Linked DNA regions of Homo sapiens: regions 1, 2, 3 and 5 are each linked to region 4. The links are chromatin contacts, found by Hi-C or POLR2A ChIA-PET in ENCODE. All regions are on one chromosome and are shown on one strand. Each heading gives the region's core, a stretch centred on a gene start or an enhancer-like site at or near the end of the contact. The rest is flanking DNA. Distances are from core to core; before and after follow the strand shown. Region 1 holds the start of SRI (sorcin). Region 2 holds the start of VPS50 (VPS50 subunit of EARP/GARPII complex). Region 3 holds the start of SAMD9 (sterile alpha motif domain containing 9). Region 4 holds the start of GTPBP10 (GTP binding protein 10). Region 5 holds the start of ADAM22 (ADAM metallopeptidase domain 22).

Region 1 (2,829 bases), core at 208-2,707, 2.1 Mb after region 4:
TTACCTCTTTCTGAAGAAACAGGCTTCCAAAGAGAGACCAGGGGACTCATTAGATGTCTCATCTACCTTGATGATTGCTACCTTGATGATTGAAAACAGTAACCTGCTTCCTGAATCAAACACAAAACAGGCAACATGCAGTGTCTTTGCTATGCCACAACAGGGACTATTAGAATTTTTCTCACAATTCGGACTTTGGTTTTCAAAAGGGCTTGCGAGGGAAGTTACACACAAGAGAAAAACAATGAACCGAATGAGGACAATAGCCCACGAATTTAGAATGGAGGAAGCCCGTCCACCACAGCGAAAAAGCACAGTACCACATTGGCGGGTGCTCCAATATTTGTGAAATGTTGATGACCCTTTAAATGTTTCTGTGCAACCTCCACAACAAATACTGTGAATCTTGCTTATTAATGCGTTTCTCAATACGTTAAAATTCAGGAAATCATTAAGTCTAGTCCTTAACAGTGAAGGGCAAGCAATTTTCTGTCATTGAAATTACACAAAACAAAACAAAAAGCTCACGCCTGAATTGCTTCGGACTATTCAACTGGAAGATAGAAAAATATATGAAGTAAAGAAGAATAACCTACATAGAAGTTCCTATCTCTTATCTTCCTGAATACTTACCAGTACACTATTAGTTTGTTCTAAACTTTTCTTATATAAAAAGTAGCTGAATACTTTTAGGGAAATGGATTGTTTTGTCTGAATCATCCAGATAATTCAAACAATTCATTTTCCTAAGAACGATATGTGTGAGTCTGTCCTGCCCGGAAAATGCCCTCTGTCCTACTCAGGACACAAGTCACGCTCAGCTTAAACAGGCAAGGAATTGTCCCCTAGGAAGGAAATACGCCGTTGTCGTTCAGTGAACTCTGCAACCAACAGCAAGCCAAACTCTCCCTTGCACACAGTTCGTCAAGTTAATTCTTATTTTCCAAGGGCGCTTTCGTATTTCCATCTTTCAAAGACTCCTTCACCCACTGGCACCTAAGGCTTGCCCTAACGCATCCAGCCCCTGCCTCGCGATGGTGCGCTCCGCTTATAATAGCTCCGTCCTGTCCAATAAAGTTGTTTAAAATAAGAAATGTGCCAGATAATAGCCAAGTCCGAAGGAAAAAAAAAAAAAAAGAATTCCTGGGGTGGTGTATTGGTGTTGGAATGTGCCATTAGTTTTGGAGGGAGGAAAGTCCCTGGTGTGAATTGCCTCGCAGGTCGTAGGCCGCCACTGGACCTTCAGTCGTGCACTGCATTAGCGCCGTAATGGCAAAGATACGAAGAAGCGCGCAGGCAGGGGAGCCACGGCCGCGCGCACAGGCAAGAGCTGGAGACGACTGCGGAGCGCGTCCCCCACGCCCGCGTGGTGCGCTCTGGGGCGGCCCCCTAGCGGCAGGGCGGGGCGGGGCAGGGGGCGGAGAGGCCTGGCGCACAGGGCGAGGGCGGCTGCGGCGCAGTCTGCAGCATGGCGTACCCGGGGCATCCTGGCGCCGGCGGCGGGTACTACCCAGGCGGGGTAAGTGCTGACTGCGCGGGATCGCGGCCCAGGCGGCTCCGGGGCGCTAAGAGGCCACCTTGGAGATGCTGCGGCCAGCGGGGTGAGGCGCTGCTGGGCGGCTACCCGGGCTCCTTCCGCCCTCGGCTTCTCCCTGCGCTCGCGGCCTCGCCCTAGGCCCCTGGGGTTCGGCCTCTCCCCACGTTTCCCCGTCCCTTCTCCTGGATGGCCCTGCGGGGCCAAGGTGAGGGTGGATTGGGACCCTAGAAGCCCACCCTGCGGCTTCTCGGATACGCGGCGTGAAATCGTGTTAATTGGGTGTTGGCTGACCCCCACCCCACCCCACCCCCGCCTTCTTGGTTGCCTCCCAGAGCAACAACAGTCATTTTATTCTAGAATGATATACCTTCCTCCCTTTAAAAAACAAACAAACAAACAAACAAACAAACAAACAAAAAACGAGTGAGAAGGGGGACGGAAAAAAAGGGAAAACCTGCTGAAGTAAAAGACCTGTAGGAAGGCAGCCTCGCCGGGCGTCTGGGATGCGCGTTGTCTTGGGAACTGTTTCCGAGACAGGCAATGTTCCCTCGCCACCCACGAGATACAGCCCGGCCGGACACCTTACTCTTCCCTAGGCTACACCCGTCTCAGAATGTTACCAACTCCAGCCTTCCATCGTTCATAAAACGCTCTTAAAATACCATAAATGCTGTAACAACAAAAGGAGAATTTGAAGCCCTGCCATTCGTTGGCTTACCTAGTTTGCACTCACCTCAGTAACCTTCAGGTTAATAGGGATTTTAAAAGTTGCTTTACATATGTAGACATCACTTTCACAGCAACTCTTTATGGTCTAAGTCGCCAGTTTTTAAATTACGGGGTGTGAATGGAAGAGAGGGGTGGAGTGTTGGCAGAGTGTGCCCGGTGGTGGGGAGGTGAGCCTTGTGAAGGGCGGGCAGGCGGGCAGTTGTCTGGCCTTGCACAAAAGCCCTCAGTGGTGAAAGAAGAAAACTTGATTCGGCAGAATGACGTGTATGTGTTTCCTGTTTCACAGTATGGAGGGGCTCCCGGAGGGCCTGCGTTTCCCGGACAAACTCAGGATCCGCTGTATGGTTACTTTGCTGCTGTAGCTGGACAGGTTAGCTTTTCCCTTTAATATTAAAGAGCCGTTATTGTCTGCATTTGTGGTAGCTTTTGATATAGTGACACAGAAAAGCGAACTTCCTGTGGTACTGAGTCCCTTTGCTTCTGCAAAAGAAAAAAAAAGTTGTTTCTTATTTTAGTTTTTTATTTCTGAATGTTCAGAATAAATGAGGACAAAGTGTTACTCG
Region 2 (2,700 bases), core at 106-2,605, 2.9 Mb before region 4:
CAAGTAAGAAGTAGTAGGACGCACAACACCAGTACTCAACACATGTGAGGAATTAACAAATGTTACTAGCCACTTACTTAAATATTTTTATTATTCACAGAACATTTTGATTATATTTTCATAACATTAACAAAATGCTCTGACATAACTAAAATAATCATGTAAGGGTCATTTGTGCATTGTGCAAGAGAAATACACAATTTGTATCCTGTTTATATATCTCTCAAATTGTGAATTCTCAAATAAGAATGTGGAATTTGAGTTATTTTTGTAATCAACAAGAAAAAAACTCACAAATATACCTTTCACTAAACGATTACCTTCCACATTCTCCAAACTTCTAAAAGCCATGTTGATTTAAAACTCTAATCTTAACTATCTTTCATATTAAAATAATAAAATGACCAATTCTAGTGAAATATTAAAGCTGAAGTAAATAAAGGCAGCTAAAACAAAGTCATAATCAATAAGTACATAAAAGAAAATTTCTGCACTTCTTAAATGAAGCTGAGGCATTATTACGAGGTCCCTAACATTTATGAGACAGGTTACAAAATAGCCAAAGCTCTTATTCATGAATTTCCATTCTGGGGAAAAAAAAGAAAAGATCAGTATTTTGCCATGACAAAAATAAATTTTTTAAAGCAGAATTTCACAAAGAGTTTTCACATATATTAGCTTATCGATGACCCTCATAACAGAACTGTGAAGTAAAATGAACAAAAATAATTATTTTCACATCCAGAAACGTAAGCTACAAAGTTTGGGGACTTGCCCAAAATCCAAAAGCTACTAATTCTGTCTTCAAATCATCCGTTTTCAGTCTTTCCAGGTCACCTCTACTGCACAGACCACACCACCCTACCCAGGCTATCAGCTCGCATATGACAGACAGCCTGGATGCGGAAGACCTTGCAAGGAAGCTCGGGCTGTTCTGGAAAGACGGCAAAAAGAGGAGGAGGGGAGACAAAGATACCCTGATTCCTTCAATGACTTATTTTTAAACGAATATTTCTGGGAGGCTGGTACCCGCTGGAGCAGTGCTCCAACCCAGGCGGCCCAGGTGAGTTTTCTAGGGTATGCCCCGGCTTCCCAGTCCCCCTGACACCTGCCACCACCCATAACTTAGATCCCCGCCCGCCACTGGTTGGGGACAGAACATCTCGGCTCCTCTCACTTCCGAGATGAAGGAAGCCTTTGCTTCAGCCGCCGCGACTTACCTGTCGGGTCATGAGAGATTTGATTTTTTGCATATCGAAATCCTGAGGAGGGTACCCTGCCTCAAAGAGCTAACAAATCACACCGAGCCACTACACAGCTGGCCCTGACACTAGGAAGCCATAGTGGGTGGTCACGTGGAGGAGCCGACCCAGGGTATCCTGTCTTTCCCTGGGCCTGCTGGGAACTGTAGTCTTCTGGACGCCGGCGGTAGCAACGATGAACTAAAGTGGCCAACCCAGGGACTACATCTCCCAGCAAGCAAAAGAGCGGGTGCTTCAGTTAAGCCGGTAAATATTACTGCTCAGAGCGACCACTGCGATCGCCGGTCTTACAAAGGTGCTTGCACTAGGCAGTAGCTACTCTTCGGCGAGACGGAAACCTAAGTCACAGGTGACTAGGCGTTGAGCGAAAGATCAAACTCAGAGGAGACAATATATAAGCCAGATTGACGCGATGTCCCCTAGGAGTGTGAGGGAGGAAACCTCACCTGGTCTAGAGGGGCGGGGTGGGAGAACGAGAGACTGACGCGAAGGAGAAGGAACTCAAGAAAGGGCTGTCACTGAGGGGTAACCTGAGAACTCGAGACTACCCCGGGCGCGCTGGGTTTGGCCTGAGGAAAGGTGTGCTCTAGGTTGCCCAATAGGCGGCCCTCCAGGTTTAGGGCTGTTCTACCTCAGTCTTGGTATCCCCTGCAAAAGCTCTAAAATCGAAGGATTTTGACGCCCGCCTATTATTTTACCTCCGTACTCTAAAGCAGTGATGACGGGAAATACGACAATAACGAGTATACCTGTCACTTTAAAGTCCTCTTTTCAACTTTTGGCAGTTTAGTTAAATTGGGGAAAGGAACAGAAGTGTCTTTGGGGACACAATTTTAAAAGGACTTTACAATTATGAGAATATGAGAAGAAGAAGAAAAAGCAGCCCTAAAGCTAACAATGATAGCTAACACTTATCGAAAGCCGAGTACCTGTCAGGAACTGCTAATAGCTTTAAATATATGATTTCATTTATCCACACAAGAATCCTGTGGGTTCCCATTTTAAAGATGACGAAGCAGGTATGGCGAAATTAAGGAACTTGCCTAAGATTACTGCAGATGTGCAAGTAGAAACTGAAGGATTAATCGGTCATCAGATGTGTTAAGATTTTCATGTATTGTGCTGAAGAAAGTTCTAAAGCATGGCACCAATTTTTTTAAGTTTATTTTATTATAATGTTAACTTCTAAAAGTATGACACAGACCCATAATTTCAAAAATATTTCTTAGAATAAAAAAAGTTCAAGTGTGTCAACGTAATAAAAAATACTAGGTAAACAATAGTATGGGTGGTAGTCAGATATGGCAAAACTAATAAAGGTGATTTGCAAATGACTGAAGTTTGGGGGACACTAACAGAGGTTATTTCTGATTCTGAAATTCTATTTTCTCACCCCTTAGAGCCTCGTTTTATTAATTTTTACAAATGAGGTTGTAAT
Region 3 (2,769 bases), core at 226-2,725, 2.8 Mb before region 4:
CAGTCGGTGACCAGGGCTGAGAACTTGCCCCTGGCTATCAGCCTCCCTGCTGAGAAAGCAAGCAGACTCATGACTTTTCTTTTTGGCATCTCAGAGAAACTGCAGTGGCGATACAGTTCCTTCAAAGGGTCTGTGAATTCTCTTGGCTTTCCTGGTATGTTGCTGCAGTAATTCTTGAAGCAAAAGTTCATGATGTGAGTCTCCACATGCTGTCCTGTCTGTCCCAGCAGGAGCTGCAAGCTAGTCCTGCCTCCTCACCCTCACAGAACCACCAGAATAATGTTTGACCAAATATCTAGGCACTCTGTGGCCCGGTCAAGTTGACCCATAAAATTAACCATCACACTGGTCCCCATGCAAAGTGAAACCCAGGTTTTGGAGTTCAGGCCCAGGGTCCCCTTACGAGGAGGGCTCCTGAGGGTGATAAGTGTAATGGTCATATCTAGGCTGTCCTTCATAGCCACTTTCTTTCTTCCTAAACCTCAGGATTTAAGAGCACTGGCCTGAAACCTGGATTCGAATCTCTGCCATGTATTAGTTATGCAAACTTTAGCCATATTATTTAATCTCTATGCCTCAGTTTCTTCACCTTTAAAATTGAGATAAAAATAATCTCTACCTCAGGAGATTGTTGTGAAGAGTAATTAAGTTAATATGAAACATTTAGAACAATGCCTGGTACATGGTAAGCGCCCAATAAATATTTTAAAATAAATGTTTTTAAATGTTTTCATCTAAAACCAGTGTGAATCAGTTGTGGGATGTGGAAACCAAAAGCTAATTGAGCACACACAATAAATATCAGTACTTGCTGTTAGTTTTTAAAATATCAGCTATTTTTGTTGCTCTCACTCAGGCAGTTTTCTCTCTGGCCCTGACACTGACCTTAGAAAAGATAAATCTCTACAATGTGACCATCAGGTCTGCTGCAGCCCTGGTCTGCTCTGCAATAAATGAATTTAGCACTTATTGGGGTGCTCAAAGAAGTCCTATCCCTGAAAGACATTCTTTACACTTTAGGAAAACAGGAATGGACAGTAACTCCACCCTTAAAGGCCAGTGAAATATTGACCTAGAGTATCTCCAACCTGGTGCTCTACAAGGCTGGGACTGCAATGTAAACTCATATTCCCAAGGGATCAATTAAGCCAGAATATCCCACAGTTTGTCTATAACAAGACAATGGGGCTTTCTGCAGCCCTCAAAACTCTCAAGTGAGGAAAAATTGTTAAGCCTTCAGATTTTAACCAAGCAGACCAGAAGGTGGTATATAGCCATAGCTTATTAAAAAGCATTTCAGATAGAAAAGGCGGTGCTGTAATTTCAGATCTGAGAAATGAAACTGAAACCAAACCTATATTCTTCCTTCCCCAACCTCCCAGTTGTTAAACACGCCCTGCTGTTTCTGAGCCAATTAGAGCTTGCTGTGAGACAGAAGCAGAGAATACATAGACTTCCGTTAAAACCAGAATGAGGAAAATACTTTTCTCTAGCATCGTAGGAGGAAGAAAACAAACACATCAGATATTTTCAGCACTAAAAGAGATGGTTTTCCCCACATATATGTAAAAGAAATTTGCAAGACTACTGGGTAAGTACAATATCTATTATTAATATTGTTCTTACTATCTATAGCAGCATTTTATTGAATAGAAAGAAATATACTTTTCAATTAGAAGCTTCAAATATACCTCAAAACAAAAAATAGTATTCTAAGCCTAGAAATTCTAGACTATTTGTTGCTCTGACAGCAGTCTGCTTTATATTAGTTGAAAAATTAGTCATAACATTTCATTAAAGATGCAGTTGAAAACTACAGACACTTTTATTGATGAACTCTCCCAAGGCATACAGCATCTTCAGAAAGAACAAACAGGCCAGGTGTGGTAGCCTGTAATTTGAGCACTTTGGAAGGCAAGGACAGGAGAATTGTTTGAGGCCAGGAATTCAAAATTAGCTTGGGCAACATAGCAAGACCCTACCTAGCAAGATTCCTACCAAAAAAAAAAATAGCTGGATGTGGTGGCACGCAGCTGCAGTCTAGCTACTTTGGAGGCTGAGGCAGAAGGATTGCTTGAGCCCAGGAATTTAAGGTTACAGTGAGCTGTAATTGTACCACTGCACTCCAGCATAGGCAACAGAGTGAGACACTGTCTCAAAAACAACAACAACAACAACAACAACAACAACAACAAACGGAAAGATAGATAAAGAACAGGCAATGAAAACTTAAAAGTACTTTACTTTAATCAAATACAACTTCCACCATCTACTCTAAGAAATAGGTAGCTTCCAGAAAACAAAACTCTCTGAGAGCTTCTCAGATATTGTTGTCGGATGACATACATAGGAAGACAGACAGACAGATAGACTACTATGGGAAGTCTTTGGAATTAAGGCAGCTTTATGTTCCTGGCAAAAATACTAGGTTTATGTCTAATTTCTCCCCAAAGCAAACAGTAAGATAATGCAAGACGGTTGGAGGATCACATTTCTGAATAAAGGTCTGACCTTCAACTCCCTTCTAGAAAAGTTAACAAACCCTACAGTTTAACACCAACCAGAGTTAAAAAATGTATGTGGGTTCAATCAGTAACAAATAGTGTTTCCTACTAAGATGCTCAGAACCAAATTTTCAGGTCAGTTTTTAAAGTATACGGAATCAAAACCAGTAATTTTAGGTACTAATTTTACTCCCTCATTTCACCTTTTCTCCCCCTACCCTTATTTAGCCTTCCCCATGATTTCTTTACCTAAGGGTTTTAATAT
Region 4 (2,700 bases), core at 3-2,502:
GGCTCACCTACCATGCCTAGTTCCTTCCTGTATCCTTTTCACTTGCTCAACCCTTCCTCTCTTCCTCTTTGCTCTGTACTACATGAAATACCGCCATTTCTACATGCCATTCTGCTCATGCTTTTCCTCTACTTAGAATGTCATTTGTTTTTCCTATCATAAATCCACCTAAACGTCATATTTTCTAACGTCTTTCCAAATTCCTCTAATCAATTCTCTGACTTTGCTGGCTCTCCCAGCAATTTGATTATATCTCTATTATTACACCTTTATAAATCTCACGCTGCATTTAGTGTTTACCTGTTTCCTTCACTAAATCAAGAACTTCTTGTAGGTAAAGGACTTACGTATTAACCTCTTAGGCTATTAAAATCAAAATAACTTAAGGAGTAATTTCTTAAATTCATAATCCACATCTCTAGTCATTTAGGATAGCTATTATAAAAAACAAATGGGATTTTTTTTTCAAGAAAGTTGAAATATTGACCATTCTGATATACTCGAGGAGAGTTTCTACAGTTCCATTAAATATGTAACACTTTTTTCCTGCTCTAGATTAATCAGATTCAGGGGTTTAGGAGCCTTACTTAAAAGGAGTATTTTACTCTGGTCGTTAGAAATAAAGTAATGGCCAAATATGACGCAGGCAACGTTTCAAAAAGCATTACTGATAGGATAAGATTTAAAAAATAAAAATTCAAAGCAGTTGTAAATTTTTACGGAAACGATTCTTAAGACCGACACCACACAAAAATCGACCTAAATGTTCTGCAGGAAGGCACATCAATTACACGCTTTCGTGTCTTCATAAAAATCCATTAGAAAAACCTTAAACAGCGCACTCAAGGAGAAATATATAAAAACAGGCTGTGGACATTAAAGGAAAAAAAACCACCACAACATTTGGGCCACAGCAGGCAGGTATCCCAGTTCCTCATACCACGTGCACACTATGTCTCTAAAGAACTTCAAACCCTGCCCCTGCCCCCAAACAACCGTCCAAACCACGCCAGGTACACACACCACTGTCACCGCTTACTGACAAAGCGCCACTACAGGAGGGGCGGAGAAGTCTATGGGAAAACCAAGCAAGGAAAAGGCCGCCACGAAGACAGTAGTGGAGAGACAGGGGAGCAAAGAAGAACCAGAGCTGTCAGCGCTAAGGGGACCAGGCTGAGGGGACCCGCACGGACCTTTCTGAACAACACGCAACTGCAATGCACCATGGCTGCAACAGGCCAGGAAACCTTCTTGCGGAAGCGGCACAAGCCGCAGTACAGCGCGGCCTTTTTACGTCATCCCCTGCCGCCGACGCGATTTCTCCTCCGCCCACACCTGCGGACTGGCGCATGCGTTGTGTGATGCTCTCGGGCGCCACCAGCCCCATGCGCTGTGCTTTGCACCCCACGGGTGGGGAGAGAAGGCGTTTTATCTATTAAAACACAGAGATAATCTCGAGAAGCCGTGGGACAAAGGACAGTAGGGCGTAGGTTGCGTGTCTCAGGAATTAACATTTTGAATGGAATGGAACTGAAGACTCAGCAGCCTTGGAGCAGCTTTTATGCTAATTGAGGAAACTAAGAATCTTCACCCTCAGCGTGAAAAAACCTCCAACGGACCATAAAACCAAACGTGTAAAAGACACAGAAACTCAACTGGGAAAAAAGAACCCCCAAAAGCCGTTAGTTCAGTGACGAGCTGAGTAGTCTCCAGCCAAAGCTTCCAGGAGACCATGAATTTAAAACTAGCGGCCGCACAAAGTTTTATTGAAAATAATGTCAGGATCTGAGATCTGTAAGAGGACTCTCCTGTGCAGTAAGAGAAAGAAGCTTGTTTACAACTGTCAGAAAGTAGCTTCTTGGAGTCGGGAAGACGGGTTTTTATCCGTCATTTGAAGCGTGCCTTTGTGAGAATTAAGACACGATGTGAAAAATCCCTCTCTCTCTTGATTACTTTTCAGGACCAGAAGAGAGTAGCTCTCCCCAACCCCTCATGCAGCGAAAAAATGTATGCAGCTGAAGTAAACGGCCCTGCACAGCGTTGCCAGCCGTATAACTCTTAACAACCCAAACTAATAAATCCTAGAAACCTTTCATACTTTGATACGATATGGCTCTGTGTCGCCACCCAAATCTCATCTTCATTTGTAATCCCCATTGTGGAAGTAGGGAAGTGATTGGATCATGCAGGGCTGTTTCTCTCCTGCCGCTCTCCTGATAGGGAGTTCCCACAAGAGCTGACGGTTTTATAAGTGTTTGGAAGTTCCTCCTTCTTTCTTCTCTCTCCTGCTTGCCATGTGAAGAAGGTGCTTGTTTCCGCTTCCCCTTTTGCCATGATTATAAGTTTTCTAAGGCCTCCCCAGCCATGTAGAACTGTGAATCAATTAAGCCTCTTTCCTTTATAAATTACCCAGTCTGCGCAGTTCTTTATGGCACTGTGAAAACTGACTAATACCTCAATGTGACAGTGTCTTCTACTCCTCACTTAGGACAGTGATTATTTGGAAAGACATGATGTGAAAACCCCGTCTTGATTACTTTGCTGCTACTGGACCTTCTGCTTACAACCACCAATCAGAAAAGCTGTAGTTGTCATTTAACCTGCAGTAGTTGTATTTTCCCTCTGTGGATTACTTTAATGTTGAATATTAACACCAGCAACAGATGTTGATTACTATCAGTGTTCCTACCTCTCATTAAT
Region 5 (2,754 bases), core at 97-2,596, 2.4 Mb after region 4:
CAGTGTCAACCTTGGGTTAAATCACTTATGAAGTCTCTTTGAGGAGTAAAACAACAACAATGATGATTCAAACCCTGCCCAAATACTACCTCCCTTCTCGCTGTGCATGCCTGGCTTTTGCTTGACAGATGTCAGAGGGCTCTCCGCCTGTTCTCTCAGCTCACCGCACTGCTGAAGGCACCCCGCACAAACTCCCCTCGGGCAAAGCCCTCGGCCTGTGGTTATTTTGGTTCTTTTTTGTACCCTTTTCCCCTTCTTTTTTGCACAGGGAGCGCCATGCATGACTCGCATCGGGACCCAACTCATTTCACCCAAGAAGACATGGGATCTCCAGGGCAACCGAGCGCAATCGTGGGGTCTCGGGTGGGCCGGGAGGCGCGGAGGACCACCTCCCGGACCGAGCCTCTCACCTGCGGGCCACCGAGGTCGCCCCGCACCCGCGTGTCGAGCGCGTCGTGCCGACTTTCGTCTTCGCCGCCCGAGCGGTAGATGAGGCGCAGTGGCACGATGCTCTGGCGCTCCACGAAGCGGTTTTCCTTCCTCTTCTCTAGCTCCATCAATGAGGCGTCTCCTCCAGGCAGGAACCGGGAAAGGAGGGAGTGGAGAGAAAAGGCGAAAATAATGACCCTGACCCTCACTCCTCCATCCTGCAGTCCTACGTCTCCCCTACGAAAATCCCCACCGCCCCCTCCCTCTCGGAACCCAACTGGGAAGGACGCAGAGACACCAGCCCGAGAGCCTTGGACCAGCTCATCCGAGAGCAACCAGGAGCGGGGCCCAGAAGCAGGGCACCCCTTTCCCATTCTCCCCATTCCTCTTCAGAAGGAGAAAAACAGGCTTTGACCGAAGGCTTCCAGTGCATCTGCGCGCCTCCACACATATATTTTTGCTCCACTTCTCACCACCCTCCCGAATTAAAAAAAAAAAAAAAAAAAATCTCCCCGCGCACTCGGGAAATGGGGATGCCCCCTTTTCAATACGCCTGAGGGCTCCAAAGATTCCCGGGAAATGGTATGGCCCAAAGGCACAGAGGACGGCTAACTTACCTGCCTGGCCGCAGCGCGCCGGAGGGCAGGTCCCCAGGACACAGAGCAGCAAGAAGGGCACGGACACAGCCACTGCCGCCTGCATGGTGCTGCCGTCAGCCCGCCTCGCCCGAGACGCTCAGCTCCTCATGCCGGCGCCGCCGAGTCCGTTTCCCTCGCTCCGCGCCCCCGGGGTCCCCGCGGCCACCTCCACCCAGCCCCGGCCGGTGCTGCGGCGGCCGTGGCGCTGCAACCTCCACCGCGGCTCAGTGCTGCATTGTGCTTCGCGGACGCTTCCGCTGGCGGGGGGAGCGAGCGAGTGCTGCATTGGGCGGTTGGCTGTAGCTAAGTGGTTTCTAGCGCCTCCCACCTCATCCCCTGGCAAAGGCTCGGGCGGGCGACAAGAGCTCGGCAGGGAGCGAGCGCCCGGTGCACTCGCCCCCCGCGCGCAGGCAAGGGCGCGCGCAGGAGAGTCAGCTGGGAAATGTAGTTCTCTCTCCGTGTCCCGCTTGTCTCCACGACGGCACGGACCGTCGCGACCTCGTGACTGTGAGGTCCTCTATATCCCACAGACTGGAAGGGCGGGAGGGAAGGGCAAAAGAAAGAGATCAGCACTGGACCGCCTCCTGGCATCCGAGATGCACCAACTGGGCCGTTACAGCAGCCAGTATTCATCTGCATCGTCCTTAAAGAGCTGTTCTGTTTACCACAGATTAGTAGTTACTTAAGTTATCCGGAGAACCATACCCTCACGAATACAGTGCTAGTGAATTATTCAACAAATACAGATTGAGGATATACTATGTACCCAGCGGTTGACAACCGGAAGGACACGGGGATCAGAGGCACCTGTTCTTGGGTAAAGTTGAGCAGACAGACCACTTTTTTTTACAATACAGTGTGAAAAGTGTCATGGTTATACCTAGAGGACCATTAATTCAGTCCAGGGAGTCAAAGAGGACCTCCCAGGGAAGGTCTCTGCAGGTAATAGAGGGATGATTTAGCTTAACTCTACGGGATATTTTTGTTCTTTATTGCCAGACAGCCTCAAAACTCTACCAGATATGGGGAACTCAGTTTTCTCAGGCTGCTTATTCCATTTTCCTCTGATTCAAAATGATAGAAATTCTTGAGTATAAAACAATAATAAAATAGTTATCTACATAAAGTAATACTTGTATTTTTTAGTTTTTCAAAGTTCACATGTATTATCTGATCCTTTGGTCAAGAATTTGATTATAACTATTACTCTGATTTTATATTTATGTATGTACGTATGTATGTATGTATGTATTTTTGAGATAGGGTCTTGCTCTGTCGCCCCAACTGGAGTGCAAGTGGTGAGAACACGGCTCACTGCAGCTCAAGCTCCTGGGCTCAAGCCATCCTCCTGCCTCAGCCTCCCAAATAGCTGGGACCACAGACATGTGACACCACACCTGGCTATTTTTTGTTATTATTATTACTTTTTGTAGAGACAAGAGTCTCCCCATGATGATCAGGATGCTCTTGAACTCTTGGGCTCCACCTTGGCCTCACAAAGTGCTGGGATTGCAGATGTGAGCCACTGCACATGCCTACTCCCATTTTAGAAAGGAAAAAAATTAAGATTTAGAGGTGTGCCTTTCAAATACTGTAGCCAGTAGTTACTTGAGGCTATTTTTTTTTTCCGAGTGTTTATTATTTATTTTTGTATTTCAATCGCTTTTGGGGAACAGGTTGTGTTTGT

What was found. A loop is a pair of places that touch in the nucleus more often than their neighbours do. ChIA-PET counts read pairs that join two places held with the same protein, here RNA polymerase II (POLR2A). Pooled maps may share reads with other maps.
Region 1: a loop to region 4 is called in a map of CD8-positive, alpha-beta T cell, with 21 times the contacts of the local background. The contact joins the promoter of SRI here to the promoter of GTPBP10 in region 4. A Hi-C loop is called at or near these places in 8 of 168 maps with a recorded cell type or tissue (CD4-positive, alpha-beta T cell, CD4-positive, alpha-beta memory T cell, CD8-positive, alpha-beta T cell and 3 more), 7 of 37 single-sample maps with no recorded cell type and 18 of 50 pooled maps. POLR2A ChIA-PET finds 5 or more read pairs at or near these places in 1 of 52 experiments (MCF 10A).
Region 2: a loop to region 4 is called in a map of CD8-positive, alpha-beta T cell, with 24 times the contacts of the local background. The contact joins the promoter of VPS50 here to the promoter of GTPBP10 in region 4. A Hi-C loop is called at or near these places in 4 of 168 maps with a recorded cell type or tissue (CD4-positive, alpha-beta memory T cell, CD8-positive, alpha-beta T cell and naive thymus-derived CD4-positive, alpha-beta T cell) and 16 of 50 pooled maps.
Region 3: a map of CD8-positive, alpha-beta T cell shows a loop between it and region 4 (30-fold over the local background). The contact joins the promoter of SAMD9 here to the promoter of GTPBP10 in region 4. A Hi-C loop is called at or near these places in 3 of 168 maps with a recorded cell type or tissue (CD4-positive, alpha-beta T cell, CD8-positive, alpha-beta T cell and naive thymus-derived CD4-positive, alpha-beta T cell) and 7 of 50 pooled maps.
Region 5: a map of CD8-positive, alpha-beta T cell shows a loop between it and region 4 (15-fold over the local background). The contact joins the promoter of ADAM22 here to the promoter of GTPBP10 in region 4. A Hi-C loop is called at or near these places in 4 of 168 maps with a recorded cell type or tissue (CD4-positive, alpha-beta T cell, CD4-positive, alpha-beta memory T cell, CD8-positive, alpha-beta T cell and 1 more) and 9 of 50 pooled maps.

The regions. Positions count from the first base shown.
Region 1 is chr7:88,218,666-88,221,494 of GRCh38, reverse strand. SRI (sorcin) reads left to right here and starts at 1,457. Exons shown (of 8, transcript NM_003130.4): 1 at 1,457-1,519; 2 at 2,553-2,636. The coding sequence starts at 1,469. It overlaps SRI-AS1 (SRI antisense RNA 1), which reads right to left. Exons shown (of 3, transcript NR_120517.1): 2 at 2,271-2,746. RefSeq lists silencers at 1,235-1,734, 2,382-2,471.
Region 2 is chr7:93,231,021-93,233,720 of GRCh38, reverse strand. VPS50 (VPS50 subunit of EARP/GARPII complex) reads right to left here and starts at 1,355. Exons shown (of 28, transcript NM_017667.4): 1 at 1,221-1,355. The coding sequence starts at 1,253. It also overlaps a transcript of HEPACAM2 not described here. RefSeq lists enhancers at 835-894, 1,135-1,184, 1,275-1,444, 1,585-1,654.
Region 3 is chr7:93,116,685-93,119,453 of GRCh38, reverse strand. SAMD9 (sterile alpha motif domain containing 9) reads left to right here and starts at 1,475. Exons shown (of 3, transcript NM_017654.4): 1 at 1,475-1,591.
Region 4 is chr7:90,345,268-90,347,967 of GRCh38, reverse strand. It overlaps GTPBP10 (GTP binding protein 10), which reads right to left and starts at 1,252. Exons shown (of 10, transcript NM_033107.4): 1 at 1,194-1,252. The coding sequence starts at 1,226. All of the region lies in intron 1 of LOC107986715 (a long non-coding RNA gene), which reads left to right. RefSeq lists enhancers at 1,007-1,436, 1,647-1,786.
Region 5 is chr7:87,932,843-87,935,596 of GRCh38, reverse strand. It overlaps ADAM22 (ADAM metallopeptidase domain 22), which reads right to left and starts at 1,346. Exons shown (of 32, transcript NM_001324418.2): 1 at 1,047-1,346; 2 at 411-571. The coding sequence starts at 1,131. RefSeq lists enhancers at 84-163, 174-223, 1-349, 350-927 and a silencer at 1,034-1,443.